2 separate regions of the Homo sapiens genome follow, and region 2 is linked to region 1. The links are chromatin contacts, found by Hi-C in ENCODE. All regions are on one chromosome and are shown on one strand. Each heading gives the region's core, a stretch centred on a gene start or an enhancer-like site at or near the end of the contact. The rest is flanking DNA. Distances are from core to core; before and after follow the strand shown.

Region 1 (7,534 bases), core at 3,532-6,031:
TACTTTAATTATCCATTCTGAAGACTCAAGTAAAAAACTCATCGTACCATCAATGACAATAAATATCTCTAAATGTATTTGAAGTCTTGAATGAAAACAGAACCATCAATTCAACAAAGAAATAAAAATCAACAGAACCTCTACCACTGAGTGTTGACAGCTACCGGTGACATCTCAGCAGTACTACTACAACCAGGTCCATCTTCTGGAGGTTTGTCCATTTGGGCTTCTGCACCTGCCCACAGACCAGCTTAAACCAATATAAGCACCACTCTGGGGAGCTTTGTGAAAACAGGGGCTAGCAGATCAGGGATGAGGCCCATTATGAGGTAAACCTGCTCCTTAAAATGCTTGACACAGCAGGTTCCTGAAGACATGAATCGAGACCCTATTCATGTTCTAGGTCACTTCTTAGAGGAAGCCTTCCCTGACCCACCAAGATAGGGTTGCAAAATGGCTGTACCCTTCCATGGCACCCTAAACTCTTTAGGAGCAGGGACCATGTCTGTCTTGCTTGTCACTGTATCACCAGTGCCTGGCAAGCATGGAGCATGGAGTAGGTGCTCAATAAAATTGAGTGGATAAAAGAATCAGGCTGCCTTTTCAACTGCCCTTGTTGGCTACTGGTCCAAGACCTCATCTGTGGCATGGTAGGAAGGCTATGAAAGCTATGACTTGTTCTTTCCTGCTGGTCAGAGATAGGCGCTGCAGGATTAGGGTGACAAAGCTTTCCTTGATTCAGGCCTCCAGCTCCTTTACTTTAAAAAGTGGCACTCGGGATGGGCAGTGGCCTCTTGCTGAGACCTAGACCTTGTCCTTGGCCCGAAGGAAGGGTCCACTTAATACCCACAATGATACAGAGCAGAGTGCCTAGGGCTGGGTTGGGGACAGGTTGCAAGACATCAGGATCTAAGGTGAAGAGTAGGTCTCAGAATCACCAGCCCAAGAGGCCAGTTGTTCCTACCAAAAGTGCAATGGCCTACTCAGGCCTTCAGCATACTCATGACCTTGCATAAAGCCAGCTAATCATGACACACTGAAATCTCAGGTTGGTAGGGATTGTCATGGCTCCAGCCAGCTGCCCGCAGGAAGGCTCCAGGAGTACTTTGTTCCCAAGAGCAGCGTTGTCCTTAGACCTGGGCCCTGTGCCCCGTCTCTTCTGTCCATGGCACTCCCCATGAGCAGAGAAGTCCATAGGGCTCAGGAGATATACTCAACTAGAGTCTGTTAGCAGCTGGTGTCCATGTTCCCCTTTCCAGGATACACTCTAACTACTAGGACTTCAGGATTTCCTGCCCAAATGGCTTGAAGCCTGCATGGGTCTCTTGCTCAGGTACATCCCTGTGAGGGTAGACACTGTCTCCTGCTTACGCATCTTCAGGTTTGAGGGGTGGCCAAGGAGTAGCTATTAGGGTGGAGTGTGGACCAAGCTTGAACATACAGACTGGCCTGCCCACATGCATGCACGCAAGCAATGGCCCTTGCAGTGCAGGACTGAGCAGGGGTGGTATACTGCGAGGGTCTTTATTGGCAGTCTGACCTTGGTCCCTGCAGGCCTGCCCACGAGTCTGCATGATGATGCTGCTGAGAGCAACACCTGGTGATGTTGCTCTATTCCATGTGCTGGCCCCCACTGGCACCTACTGCTGCTTTATCTACCTCCTTCTTCTACCTTGTACCTCCGCGGCAGCTGCTGGGAGCTAGGACTATGCTGGGCTAGGCCTGTACTGGTGCTGGATGGGGGAAGGAGTGGAGTCCCCAACATTAGCAGTGCCACCTGGTGTCTTGCAAATGTGAACACCTACACATAGAAGAAGAGAGATTGTGAGTTTGAATGTACCAAAGTGTTTGGGTGACTGTGAGCAAATGAAGTGAGCAAGAAAGGAAGAGTGAAAGAGAAGAGGAGGGTGACCACATGAAAAAGGGTGTGTGCATGAGGGAGAAGAAAAATACATGTGTGCACATGTGCACAGGGGTGGGGAAGGCAGTGGGGTAGACACTCACTGCCCCCACAGTACCGGGGAGCTGGGCATGACTGAGAGCCTGAGAAGAGGACAGAGAATGGAGAGGGAGAAAAGGAGTCTGCCTAGTCATTTTCAAGAGTGTGCGTGAAGAAGGGGTACAGTAGTGGGAGAAAGAGAAAGACACCTAAGGAGGGAATGAGAGAGCAAGCACATCACCAGGAAGCATGCAGAGTGGAAGCCGCGGGATGGAGGGATGGAGCTGAGAGAGGTGAGTGTGCAAGAGGAAGGCATGCAGGTGTGTGAGCCTGGAGGTGTGCGTCCGCCCCTGCAGGGCTGTGTGAGACAGAGGCAGGCCACGTGCCCGGGTGACTGTGCGTGGGAACATGCATGTGCATCGGGGAGCATGTGGCTATGACAAGTGAGCACAAACACGAGTGTGCGAGAGCACATGTGGGGGGTGTCCCAGGGGCTGTGAGGCAGCATGCCTGGCTCTGGGGCATTGGGGGGAGCTCCCAGGGAGTGTTGGTGATGCTGAGGACGTTTCCACCAAGAAAGCTCTGATGGGACTGTATGACCTGTCCTGTGTTGGCTCAGATCTGGGTGATCGTGGTGGCTCGGAGTGTTGGCCATGTTGCCCCCATCTGAAGGTGGGTGTGGGAACGAATGAGCCACCAGGCATGGCTGGCCCTCACTCTGCCTCGCCTCTGGGTAAGACAGAGAGTGGAAAGAGTACTTGAGGGCTGGATTTTTATACCATCATTATGCAATTGCCTGCAGTGCTCATGGGCTCCTTCTAAAGGCCTAACACTCCAACTCTCTTGGCCTACAAACTCCCATTTCCTTTTATGTCCAAGTTGCAGTACAGGTCAGTGTCCTTGACAAACATTTGTGGAAGTCTACTCTACACCAGGCTCTGGTGTAGAGTAGATTTCCACAAATTCAATGTGAATTTACCCTATTCACAATGTCAAACCATTCCCCAGTTCTTTCCCATCCCCCTCTTCATGGCTTTAATTGTCTTCATAGCACTTACTACTATTAACCATACTATGTGGCATGACTTACTTATTTTATTTGTTGTCTATTTTTCCTTAATAGCAAATGTCTGTACAGCATTTGCTATATGCCAGGCACTGTTCTAAGCTTTCTGTTAATTCACTGAATCCTCTAACAACTCTGCACAGCAGTGAATATTGTTCTTGCTATATTGTGAATGGGGGGTCCAGAAAGATTCAGTAGCTTGTCCATGATCATCTACTGGTAAGTGGTGGGGCCAAGCTGAGGTCCAGAGTCCCTGTTCTTGACTAGCACATAATACTGTCCTGGGAGGGTGGGAACTGTTTTCAGTTTGGATTTCTGTTCAATCTCTAGTGCTTACAACAGTGCCCAGCACATGTAGGTGCTCAATCAGTAGTGACAGAATGAAGAAATGAGTGAATACATGCTGGACATGGAGGATGCAGAAATGAAACAGAGAGGTCCTTGCCTTCAGAGAGCTCATGACCCCATGGAGGAGGCAAATAATTACTGCAATCCCCTATCAGGACAGCATCGTGGGAGTCTAGAGGGTCACACAACTTGCTCGGCCTCTGCAAGCAGGACTTCCCAGAGGAAGGACACAGATAGGGACAGGCACAGGGACGTTGTCTACCTCCTCCAAACTCCTGTCTGGAACAAACGCACCTAAACTCTTTCTGCCTCAGTCCACAGGGTGCCAGAAGATGACAGTGGCTCCATGGGGACAACAGAGGCAGAACAAGGTAGCGGTGACGACACGGGCTACTGAGAGAGACTGCCTGGAGTGAATCCTCCCTCTACCAGCTAAGTGACCTTGGACAGACTGCCTAAGCTCCCTGGGCCTTGGTCCTCTCATCTGTAAGAAGGGGTAGCAAATGACACTGATTTCCTAGGATATTCCATGACCAAAACTCTTCTATTCTACACTGGTTGCTTGCTTTTGGGGAGAAATGGGAGAGAACATTGGGATTTAACCTATTATGCTTATTACTGCAGCCTCTCTGCTGCGGCTTCATCCCATTTTGCAGAAGCAGCTCAGAGCTGAAGTTGTCCATGAACTTTCCTTAGGGAAGGGACTATGTCTGTTTTATTTACCTCTATATATCTAGCACCTAGTACCTGAGACCTAGTAGGTGCTCAATAAGTACTTGAGTGAATGACTGAGTGGTTACATTTATTTATTCCCCCAGGACACTTGTGAGGATAAATATTCATATTGCTATTGTTTCTGCTCACAGATGAGGGACTGGAGCTCCAGCAAGGTTAAGTGACTTGTGCATAAACACACAGCCTGAAGCAGAACAGGCGGACTCAAACGCCAAATCCCATGCTCTTTCTTCCTCCACACCGTGCTACTCTCTGGACTCCTATTCATCCTGTCCTATTTTCTGCAGATTTCTTCTAGTCAGTGGTGCCATCCCTGATTGTAGAGTCATCTCCGAATTCTATGACTCATATCTGAATCACAGAACTGTTTAATAGTTGAAGGGGACTTCTGATGTCATCTGGACCTCCCATCCATTGTGGAAATTTCCTCTCCATTGTCTATCTATCTAGTACTTGAATGCCTCCTGTGACGGAACACGCATTTCTTCCTCTGGAATTATTGAGTTCTATGACTGGACCACTTTTAGAGTCAGAGAGTTCTGCGTCTATGGGCCAAAGGCCTGTTTTTAATTTCAATGCCTTGGGCTTACGTCATCCTAAGATACACAGAATAGATCTGCTGCCCCTTCCGCAAGACAGCCATTCAGATATTCAGGAAGTTCTCACATCTTTTCAGAGAATTCTCTTCTAGACAGACGGTCCCATCTTAGACCGTCTCAACAGGCTGTCCCAAGTGTTTTGAGCAATGGCACCCCCTACTGGTTAAGGTATGAACTGCATCAAAGGGCTTCCTCAGGAGCTGGGGCACTGAGTGTGGTGTGAATAAAATACCACTTATTTTGAAGAGTCATCGCTTTAGACTCATACCTGGTTGTTTCCAATGTCTATCTTAAAGAGTATCACGTGAAGACTCCATTCTAAGGTTCCTTGCCAATCATGAGGTCTCTGAAAAGCTACAGGTTTGGAATTTCAACGTTAGAGTTCAAAAGACTTGTCTTTGTTTTGTTTTGTTTTGTTTTGTTTTTTTGGAGACGGAGTCTTACTCTGTCGCCCAGGCTGGAGTGCAGTGGCGCGATCTCGGCTCACTGCAAGCTCTGCCCTCTGGGTTCACGCCATCCTCCTGCCTCAGCCTCCCAAGTAGCTGGGACTACAGGCGCCCGCCACCACGCCTGGCTAATTTTTTGTATTTTTAGTAGAGACGGAGTTTCACCATGTTAGCCAGGATGGTCTCGATCTCCTGACCTCGTGATCTGCCCGCCTTGGCCTCCCAAAGTGCTGGGATTACAGGCATGAGCCACCGCACCTGGCCCAAAAGACTTGTCTTCTAACAAAATGTTCAGAAGGAGAGATATGAAAATATATGCTATGTTACAGGATTATGGCGATTTTTCTTTTTTTATTTGTATTTATTTTCTAATATTTTGACAGTTAACCTTTTGTTATAAGAAGGAAAAGAACAATAAAAACTTATAAAAAAATGTAAAACTCTCCCCCCACCCCTTCTTTTTCTTCCTTCTGAGGCTGTTTATCATGGCGTGGGTCATGGGGCTACAACTGGGACGAGCTGCCACCCTGTGGGCAAGAGTGCCTTGGTAATATCTCCACGGTGGCTGCAATGGCTTGGCTCCCTGCAACTGTGGTCAACTGGACTCAAGCAGCACAGTTTCACCCTCAAGCCGGGCTTCTCAACAGGGAGGTCAGGTAGTTCTCCACATCCCCCACCCCATCCTTGGCTCATGCTGCCTTCAGGTTTTGCTTCCTACCCTTACCTCTTGAAGTCAGCCCAGCCCTGAATGGTCAGTGGTCATTCCCTAGGAGCCCTGTACTCCTCAGCTCTTCGTCCTTCTTTTCACTTCCTAGCACACCTTCAATTGCCTGCTCTTCCCTCCATGTGAGCCTAGAGCAGCTCCAAGTGATAACAGGTCAGAAGGCATCAGGGATTAGAAAAACAAGTCCCCATTTAAACGAAGAGCTATGGAGCAGCTGCATGGATATTCTTGCGCAAGTTCACAGCTAGCTAGGCTTTACTCCAGCCCCAGCTTCAGCCGGGGCATTGTCTCTCCATTCTGAGGTCTGGGAGGAGCTGGGTGCTGAGAAGACTCACCCGGTAGCCTCTCACTGCAGCACATGTCCAGGGCCCCTCCCTCGGAGTCATCAGCAGCGTGGTTCTCTCTCTCACTCCTGCAGCAGGATGGAAAAGGTAAGAATATGCTGTTGAGCCAGGATCAAGACAAAAACCCTGAGCAAAGATAAGAAGGCTCCCTCTCCTGTATTCTGTATCCCTTTGAATAACCCCACCCCATCAAAGGGACCTGAGGAAAATACCAGCCTGTTGAGGGGTCAAGCTGCAGAGGCAGGAGCAGAATTTTGCAGGTGTCTTCCTTGTGGAATCAGTGGCAGCAGTATCATCACAACCATCATCATCATCATCACCATCATCATCACCTCTACAGTAGGAGGATTTACTATACGCAAGCACTTTGCAAACTTTATCACATTAAATCCTCACCATGACCTCATGAATGAGGGATCATTAAACAGGCTCAGAGAGGTTAAGTAACTTGCCCAAGGTCACACAGCTCAATAGAATAGAGATGAGTTTGAAATTATGACCTAGGACTCCAGGCTCATGCTCTCGCTGTTGTGCCATTCTGTCTCCTAGTTCCAGTAGTTTTGAACCATGGGTGGACAAGAAGAGGGCTCTGAGTAACCCACAATCCTGTGTCCAGCTCTCCAAGATATGCAAGTCCCCTCTGCCCCAGGCAGTGAAAAGTGGTATGCAGAACTCTTCTCCAGAATAGCTAGAAAAAGTAGTTACATACATGTTTTGTATAGTCTAAATGTTTCCTTCCTGAAATCAGAGAACCCTCTTTCTAGCCTATTAGGGCACCTTATAGGAGAGTATGGGGGTCTAGTTTTTCTCCTTTACCTGGCAAGCTGGAAAAATGTTGCTGGAGATCAGCTAGACCCCATGAAGCATCTTGAGAGTAGACATATCTTGAGGGCAACCACTTGACTCACAGGGGGTCCCCTACCCTGGGAATGGCCTGAAATGCAGCGTGGGCTCCAGTGGCCTTGTCTGCCTTTCATGTCTCTGACCCTTGGCAGTAGCTGATGACTGATCCAAGGCTGAACACACAAACCAGCCTGGGTCAATCAGATCCTCTCCCTTGCACACTGAAAATGCATTCTGATGCATTTTGCTGGTGCTGAATCATGGTAGCCACAGTGCCCTGGAGAGAAGACCTGCTGCTGAGGGCCTGAGAGCTGCCTTGTTCCCATCTGTACTGAGTCTTGGACAATATGCCCTTCAAGACCATAAGATGGCCGTGGATCCTTCCAATAAATCCCCACATTTTAGCTTACGCCAGTGGGATGTGATTTCTGAAACTGGCAACCAAAAGAACCTTTGACATAGCCTTGCTAGCATACTTTCAGGAATTCCA
Region 2 (7,534 bases), core at 1,925-4,424, 670 kb after region 1:
GGGGCCTCTGCTCAGTGATGGCAAATAGAGGAAGAAGGGAGCACTGTTGGCTGGGCACTCCCAAGTGCTGGACACTTTAAAGATTGACATAACATTTTCATTTTAGTTCTCAAAACACTTCTAGGAGGTGGGCATTTTGCTCTCCATTTGACAGATGATGAAGAATCTAAGGTTTGGGAAGATTAAGTCCTGAGACCGTGCAACCAGTTTGCTGAGTGGCCTGAAGTCAGCAGGATTTCATCAGGAAAACACATTGTCTTTTCCCACCAGGGCCTCCAAACTCACTTCCCTGTCACTTGGAGAAACATCATTTCCAGTCCCTTTTAGCTATTAGAAAAAAAGTGGCAGCAGCCTCATCTTGAGTAATTAGAAAGTCTAGCCCAATATAAATGGAAACTTCAATTTCACATTCAGTTTACAAACTTTATCCCTCTCATCAGCTCAAACCTGGTCTAGAGTTCAGGGAGCAATGGTGGGCATGAGGAGACCCTGGCTGTCCTTTCACTCTTCAGTTCCACTTCTTACCCACCTGTCCCCTTACCCCCACCCCTCTCAGTTCTGGCTCCCTAGGGCAGAGCAAGGGAAGGAAGGAATGGGGCAGAGGCCTCTTCATGCAGCTGATGCTCTTTGCACTTTTCGCTTGGCCATCCAATCACCTTTGCTGGGGCAGTTTCCTAGAGTCAGCTCTTCCATGGAGTATGTGGCAGGCTTTCTGAGAGCCTCGGCATGTGGTCTCTGCCCCTAAAGCTGACCCGTTTGGTGTCTTCTCCCCTTCTTCAGTCCCCTCTCGCATAGCCTCCTCAGGCTGGGTCCTCTTGAGACAGTTCAAACCCAGCGACCCTCACTGGCATTCCCTGTCCCATAAGTACAGTGCACCCTTGCCCTGCGAGGAGGGGAGTGAGCAGCAAGCCTAGCTGCTGACGCCATCCCCTCACCTGGCTATCACGGCAGCTTCAGCTCATGGGCAGCAATGTTTATTTTACACACACTTTCAAACACCTGGAGACAGAGCAAGTTCTCAAGAACTTTCTCACTTTGGCCTGCTTCACTAACACCAGGGAGTTGTTTTTGCAAGTTTCTGGAGCTCTGCACACATCCAGTTAAGAAGATATGATGCCAGTCTCCCCTGCCGTGTGGATCAGTTGACAGTTGAGGGTAGAGAGCATCACTTTTCTTTGTCCCCTCCAATTCATCTACAGATGTCCGTGGAAAGGTCCGCTCCTCAGAGAAGCTCCAGCCTCCTCTGACACAGCCTCTTACCCAGGGAGGGTGTTTCCAGGCTAGCTTTGCCATCTTCCAGTAAGTGCTGCAAGTGTGTCAAGCAGCCCTCTAGAACATGGGCTACTTGCCACCAATTATCTTTAGCCTGAGGCTTTAGCCAAGATTCAGACACAATAGAAAAAAACTCCCTTCATGGCCTGCTAAACCTTTATAATGTAAATCTGCCTTATTTTAGCTTTGTTAAAGGCAAAATAGACAGGCAGGTGGAGGGGCATCTCATCCCTGCCTGGAAGCTGCCCACAGCTAGTTTCCACTGCTGTCCCTCAGCCCTGGTCTGATGGTACCAGGGATAAAGAGTGCATCCCTTCAAGCTGTGCTGAGTTGCTGCTGGTTAAAGCCCGAAGTGGGAATCGGCACAGCAGGCTGTTGCTTCCTGGAGCAAGAAGGTAAGCGAAGGTAAGCAGTCATTCTTCTAGTTCTTTGCTGCGTTTAACGACTGCTGAAGCTGGAAGTGTGACAGGGCACTGCAGTGTACCCATCTTAGTGTGCCGCAGGAGGAGGTCCTGGGGGTGGGCAAGCATGCTATGCTGAGAAATGAGACCAACCACTGAGCACAGAAGCCACAAAAAGACCCTGCCTCCATGGTTTTCAAATTTTATTTCTGTTTCAGAAAATATTGTTCCAAGAAACTCTTACCTGGAATTCTGTTGCACTAGAACAGTTTTTCTGGCCAAAGTGAGGTTGGGGCTGGGTGCTGACCCCATCCTTCTTGGTCTCCTTCCTCTCCTTGTGGTTCTGATAGGGCTGTAAGGAACCTTTGGAATTTACAGAGCAGAGAGTAACAAACAAACAAACAAATGCCTGGTGTCGGAAGATAGAATTTAGATTAAGAGCAAATTTGCAGGACTGGGACCTTCTGTAGAGTCTATCAAGATGAAATATAGTAAGCCAAGATTTGCACATATAGGTGCAAGGTAGAGAGTGCTGGCTTAGCAGCAGCTAGGAAAAACACAGCTTTTGGATTTTGCCATAACACACATCACATTTTCCAACATACATCATAGTGTGATCTGGTTGTCGAAAGTATTGATAAGACTGGGTGCGGTGGCTCATGCCTGTAATCCCAGCACTTTGGGAGGCCAAGGCTGGCCGATCACCTGAGGTCAGGAGTTCGAGACCAGCCTGGCCAACAGGATGAAACCCTGTCTGTATTAAAAATACAAAAATTAGCTGTGTGTGGTGGCACAGGCCTGTAATCCCAGCTACTTGGGAAGCTGAGGCAAGAGAATCACTTGAACCCGGGAAGTGGATGTTGCAGTGAGCTGAGATTGCACCACTGCACTCCAGCCTGGGCAACAAGAGCAAAACTCCGACCAAAAAAAAAAAAAAAAAGCATTGATAAGCTTGAATTCACATTCTGTGAATGTGATGAAAACCCAGAATCCTTCTGTAGAAATTGCCACTTTCCTCTCCTGTGGCCCACCCCTGTCATCATTGTTAATTGATGTTTATTGATTAGGGGAGAGCATTTGAACTAACCCATAGGCTGATCAGCAGCTGCTAGGACAAACTGCAGCTAAAACATTTCATGACTGAGTTGGTGGTGATTAAGGGAAAAGATCATATTCTCTCCCTGTGGAAGTGTTGAATTTAAGTCATAGAGAGTATGTTGGGAAAAAAACCACAAATGGCACACTCACAAGAAGGCAGGCAGAAGCCAAAAGGCGTCATGGACAGTGAGGAGGTGAAAGCCAGGATGAAGCAGCCACTGAGAAGACATGGAGCATGGAGAGCGAGGCAGTGGGGGAGTGGGTGGTATGGAGAGCAGCAGAAGTCAACCAGGAAGGAGCTGGGGCCCCCAAGGTACAGCTAGGGTGTCCCTGTAGTGGAGACTGCACTGAATTCTAGATTTCCCTGCAGGTTTCAAAGCATGTTCCAGTACTAATCCATTCCAGGGTTTCTGTGAGGCCCAGGTTCTTGTGTTCTTTACCCTCATTTGAATCTCCCCAATAACTCTTACCGCAGCTGAGGAGAGCTGCTGCTGTCCTCTGAGGCAATTCTTACTTTTCAAAATGCCTCAAACCCAAACACAAGAGTCCAGCTCACCCAGAACCACAGTGTCCTGAAGGCACTGATGTTAACCCCATTCCTTTCCATATTGCTCAAACTGTGGCCAGCTCCTGTCACTTCAGTTTTCACTGGACATTGACAAGCTGGAGTATGTTCTGAGGAAGAGTCCTGGGAGTTATGCTGTATAGAGGACTTTGGGGCAGAGACAAGGAAAAGATAAGAGTTCAGACTTCAATTCTGTCTTCAAATGCCTGAAGGGTCAATATGTAGAGATGGCACTATATTTTGAGAGGATGCCTCTAAAGGGCAGATACAGGACTGAAAAATGGAATGTTTGTGGAGGTCAGTTTCAGCTTTCTAACTGGAAGTACTCTTTAACACTAGAATGTGTTACTTCATTAAGTGGTGAGCTCCCCATCAAAGAGGGCAAGCAGAACAGGATGCTCTACCTGGAATTCTCTAGAGGAAATTTCTGCATTTGATGGGGCACCAACAAGGTAAAGCCCAAGGTGCCCCGCAAGCATGAGATCCTTGGCTTTATTTTGTGCCTTTTAATAGCAAACAGATATCTGGTCCTGCTGACCTGCCTAAAAGGAGGAAATGAAACTTGTTGACTATTGCTTTTTAGGACTGAATTTGGAAGGAGGCAAAAACAAATCTATTTTCAGAGCAGCAAATGCCAGCACAATTTACATCAAAACCCCCATCTGCTCAACTGAAAGGCGGTGGTATGGACCAAGCATTTTGTGAGCCAGCAACAGGCTTGCTTGTTGAAGAATGTTAGCTCCATGGGGAGTCTCTGATTAGGCCCCTGAAGCTAACTGGGGCCTTTATATTAACTTCTTGCAGTTGTGACCACTGTTGGCAAATTGTATTTCCCCCAATTCAAAGGCAGATCATTGCTTTTCAAAAGATCTCACATCCAATTGAATGTTTAAAGTATTATATGCACAAATAAAATCTGTATTAGAGAAAAGTCTCAAAAAATAGAAATGTATTAGAGTAAATAATGCTGGCTGCTGTAAGAGATGAGCCTCAAAATCGCAATGGCTTAACACTTCAGCATCTGGCCAATAGGCAAAGGAAGAGAGAGCAAGAAGTATCATGCAGGAAGTGTAGGTGCCAGGCTTGGAAGTAATGACTATTTTGCACACACTCCATTGGTGCAAACAAATCACATGGCCTCTGTTGGATGAAAGGAGAGTGGAAAATGAGCCAAAAAAAAAAAAGAGGAGAACATGGATATTGGTGAACACCAGCAGTCTGTTATAAGAAACAGAAGATGTGGTTTTCCATGTGTCTCAAGAGATGGATACTACAAATTTATCCATGAAATTGGACCAAGGCATCAGATTTTACACACAGTAGATGCTCAGTGGCTGATGAGGTACATATTAAAGATATTAAGGCATCTTGGTCCCTGGAGGGAGAAAGTGGCACTGGGGTTCATTTCTGTGTGATTAGGTGATGGAGAACTGAAGCATTTTTAAAAGCAGAATTCATATGTCAGAATGGCCAATGTTTTATTATTGATAATTAGAAAAAGGAGAATGAAGAAGTTGGAGAGCAAGAAAGGAAGTGAGGAGTTTTTCAGTGTATCCTTGAGAAGAAGAAAGGAGCTGAGTTGCCACCAGAAGCATGGAATCCAGAGCCAGACTGGACATGAAGCTACCAAGAATGAATACACAGTGATTTATCCCCAGCTTTGGGGCACATTTCTTTTTTAGCTCCTTTAGAAAATAAGTATTTTAACAGCTCCTAAGGCATTTTCCTCTTTTGCAAAATCAAATTACTCTGAACTGGGAGGTGGAGTCAACACCTTGGCTTTGTTATAAATGAGACTTCAAATATCACAAAGATGTTCGTTAACATTATACATGGAAATATCAATTGTCACGTGAATCTCTCATATTTTTATGGTCAAAAGAAGCACAGGAAAGAAGCAAAAGGTTGTGGCTTTTTTTTTTTTTTTGCCAAGCTCTTTTCAGCAAAGATAAAAACAGCCTTTATTTTCTCAAAATATGTCTCAACTTCTCACACTGATATCCAGTTCTTTGAAATCTTTTCTTTCCTTTATAATTGATAAATAATTATATATATTTACGGGGTATGGTATAATGTTTCAGTACATATATACATTGTGGCATGATCAAATTAGACTAGCATATTCGTCACCTCAAATATATATCATTTCTTTGTGGTGAAAACATTTAAAATCCTCTTTTTAAACTATTTTGAAATGTACAATACATTATTATTAATTATAGTCACCATGCTATGCCTATCTAACTGAAACTATATCCTCCGACCAATGTCTTGCCTTTCCCTGTCCACCTTTCCCACCCCACCACCAGCTTCTGGTAACCACCATTTTACTCTTTCTTCTATGAGTCTGGCTTTTTTGGATTCCATATATAAGCGAGACCATATCGTATTTGTCTCTCTGTGCCTGGCTTATTTCACTTGGCATAATGTCCTCTAGGTTCATCCATGTTGTCACAAATGGCAGATGTTTCTGTTTTTTTAATGGATGAGTAATATTCCATTGTGTATACATACCACATTTAAAAACTCTATTCATCTGTTGATGGGCATTTCAATTGTTTCCATATCTTGGCTATTGTGAATACTGCTACAGTGAACGTGGGAGTGCAGACATCTCTTTGACATTGATTTCAATTCCTTTGAGTATATACCCAGAAGTGGATTGCTGGGTCATGTGGTAATTCTATTTTTAGTTTTTCAAAGGACCTCCATACTGTTTTCCAAAATGCCTATACTGATTTACAGTACCACCAACAGTGTACAAGCGTTCTCTTTCTTCCATAGTCTCACCAACACTTGTCATCTTTGCCTTTTTGATAATAGCCAGCCTAACAGGTGTGAGATGATAGCTCATTGTGGTTTTAAGTTTCATTTTGCTGATGATTGAGATGTTGAGCATTTTTCCTATATCTGTTGGCCATTTGTATGTCTTCATTTCAGAAAGTATTCAAGTCCTTTGCCTATTTTTTAATACGGTTATTTGTGTTCTTGTTATTGAGAAATTTGAGTTCTTCATCTATTTTGGATATCAGCTCCTTATCCAATGTATGATTTGCAAATATTTCCCCCCAGTCTCTGTGTCGTCTCTTCATTCTATTAATTGCTTCCTTTGTTGTGGAGCTTTTTAGTGTGATGCAGTCCCATTTGTTTATTTTTGCTTTCGTTGCCTATGATTTTGGGGTCACATCCAAGAAATCATTGCCCAGACAAGCATCATAGAGCTTTTCTCCTATGTTTGCCTCTAGTAATTTTTCAGTTCCAGGTCTGATATTTAAGTGTTTAAGTCTTTAATCCATTTTGACTTGATTCTTATATATGGCATAAGTCAAGAATTTAATTTCATTATTCTGCATGTAGATGTCCAGTTATCCGAAAATTGTTTATTTAAGAGACTGTTCTTTCCCCCATTGTGTGTTCTTGGCATCTTTGTTGAAAAGCAGTTGATCATAGATATGTGAATTTATTTCTGGGCTCTGTAGCCTATTCCATTGGTCTATGTGTGTTTTTATGCCAGTAACATGCTGTTTTGATTACTATAGCTTTGTAATACATTTTGAAATCTTGTAGTGTGATGCCACCAAGCTTTGTTTTTTTTCCTTTGGTCAATATTGCTTTGGCTATTTGGGGTCTCTCATGGTTCCATTGAATTTTAGGATTGTTTTTCCTATTTCTGTGAAAAATGACATTGGAATTTTGATAGGGATTTCATTGAATCTATAGATTGCTTTGGGTAGTATGGACATTTTAACAATACTAATTGTTCTACTTCATGAACATAGGTTAGAAGACATGGAAACACCTTTCCGTTTATTTGTGTCATCTTCAATTTTTTATCAATATTTTATGCTTTTCAGTATACAGAGCTTTCATTTCCTGGGTTAAATCTTATTTTCTTTGATGCTTTTATAAATAGGATTGTTTTCATAATTTCTTTTTTCAAATAGTTCATTGTTAGTGTATAGAAATGCTACTGGTGTCTGTATATTGATTTTATATCCTGTAACTTTACTAAGTTCTTTTATAAGTTATAACACATTTTTGGTGGAGTCTAAAGGATTTTCTATACATAAGATCATGTAGTCAGCAGAGACAGTTTCACTTCTTCCTTTACTATTTGGATGCCTTTTCTTTCTTTTTCTTGCCTAATTACTAAAATGAGGTAGGCAAGACTGTGAAAGCAGCAGTGCATTTCTAGATA

The links. Hi-C counts contacts between places; a loop is a spot of excess contacts on that map. Pooled maps may share reads with other maps.
Region 2: a loop to region 1 is called in a map with no recorded cell type, with 10 times the contacts of the local background. The contact joins two enhancer-like sites. A Hi-C loop is called at or near these places in 8 of 37 single-sample maps with no recorded cell type and 4 of 50 pooled maps.

Annotation. Positions count from the first base shown.
Region 1 is chr11:18,759,615-18,767,148 of GRCh38, forward strand. It overlaps PTPN5 (protein tyrosine phosphatase non-receptor type 5), which reads right to left. Exons shown (of 15, transcript NM_006906.2): 3 at 6,193-6,269. Among named protein-coding and RNA genes, the nearest start is that of PTPN5, 28 kb to the right of the region's middle. RefSeq lists enhancers at 1,895-2,395, 2,396-2,896. Within about 2 kb of position 4,782, at least 3 of the 41 ENCODE cell types and tissues checked have a DNase peak (open chromatin) inside an H3K27ac peak, as active enhancers do.
Region 2 is chr11:19,429,602-19,437,135 of GRCh38, forward strand. It overlaps a transcript of NAV2 not described here. Among named protein-coding and RNA genes, the nearest start is that of NAV2-AS5, 74 kb to the right of the region's middle. RefSeq lists a silencer at 2,787-2,987. Within about 2 kb of position 3,175, at least 5 of the 41 ENCODE cell types and tissues checked have a DNase peak (open chromatin) inside an H3K27ac peak, as active enhancers do.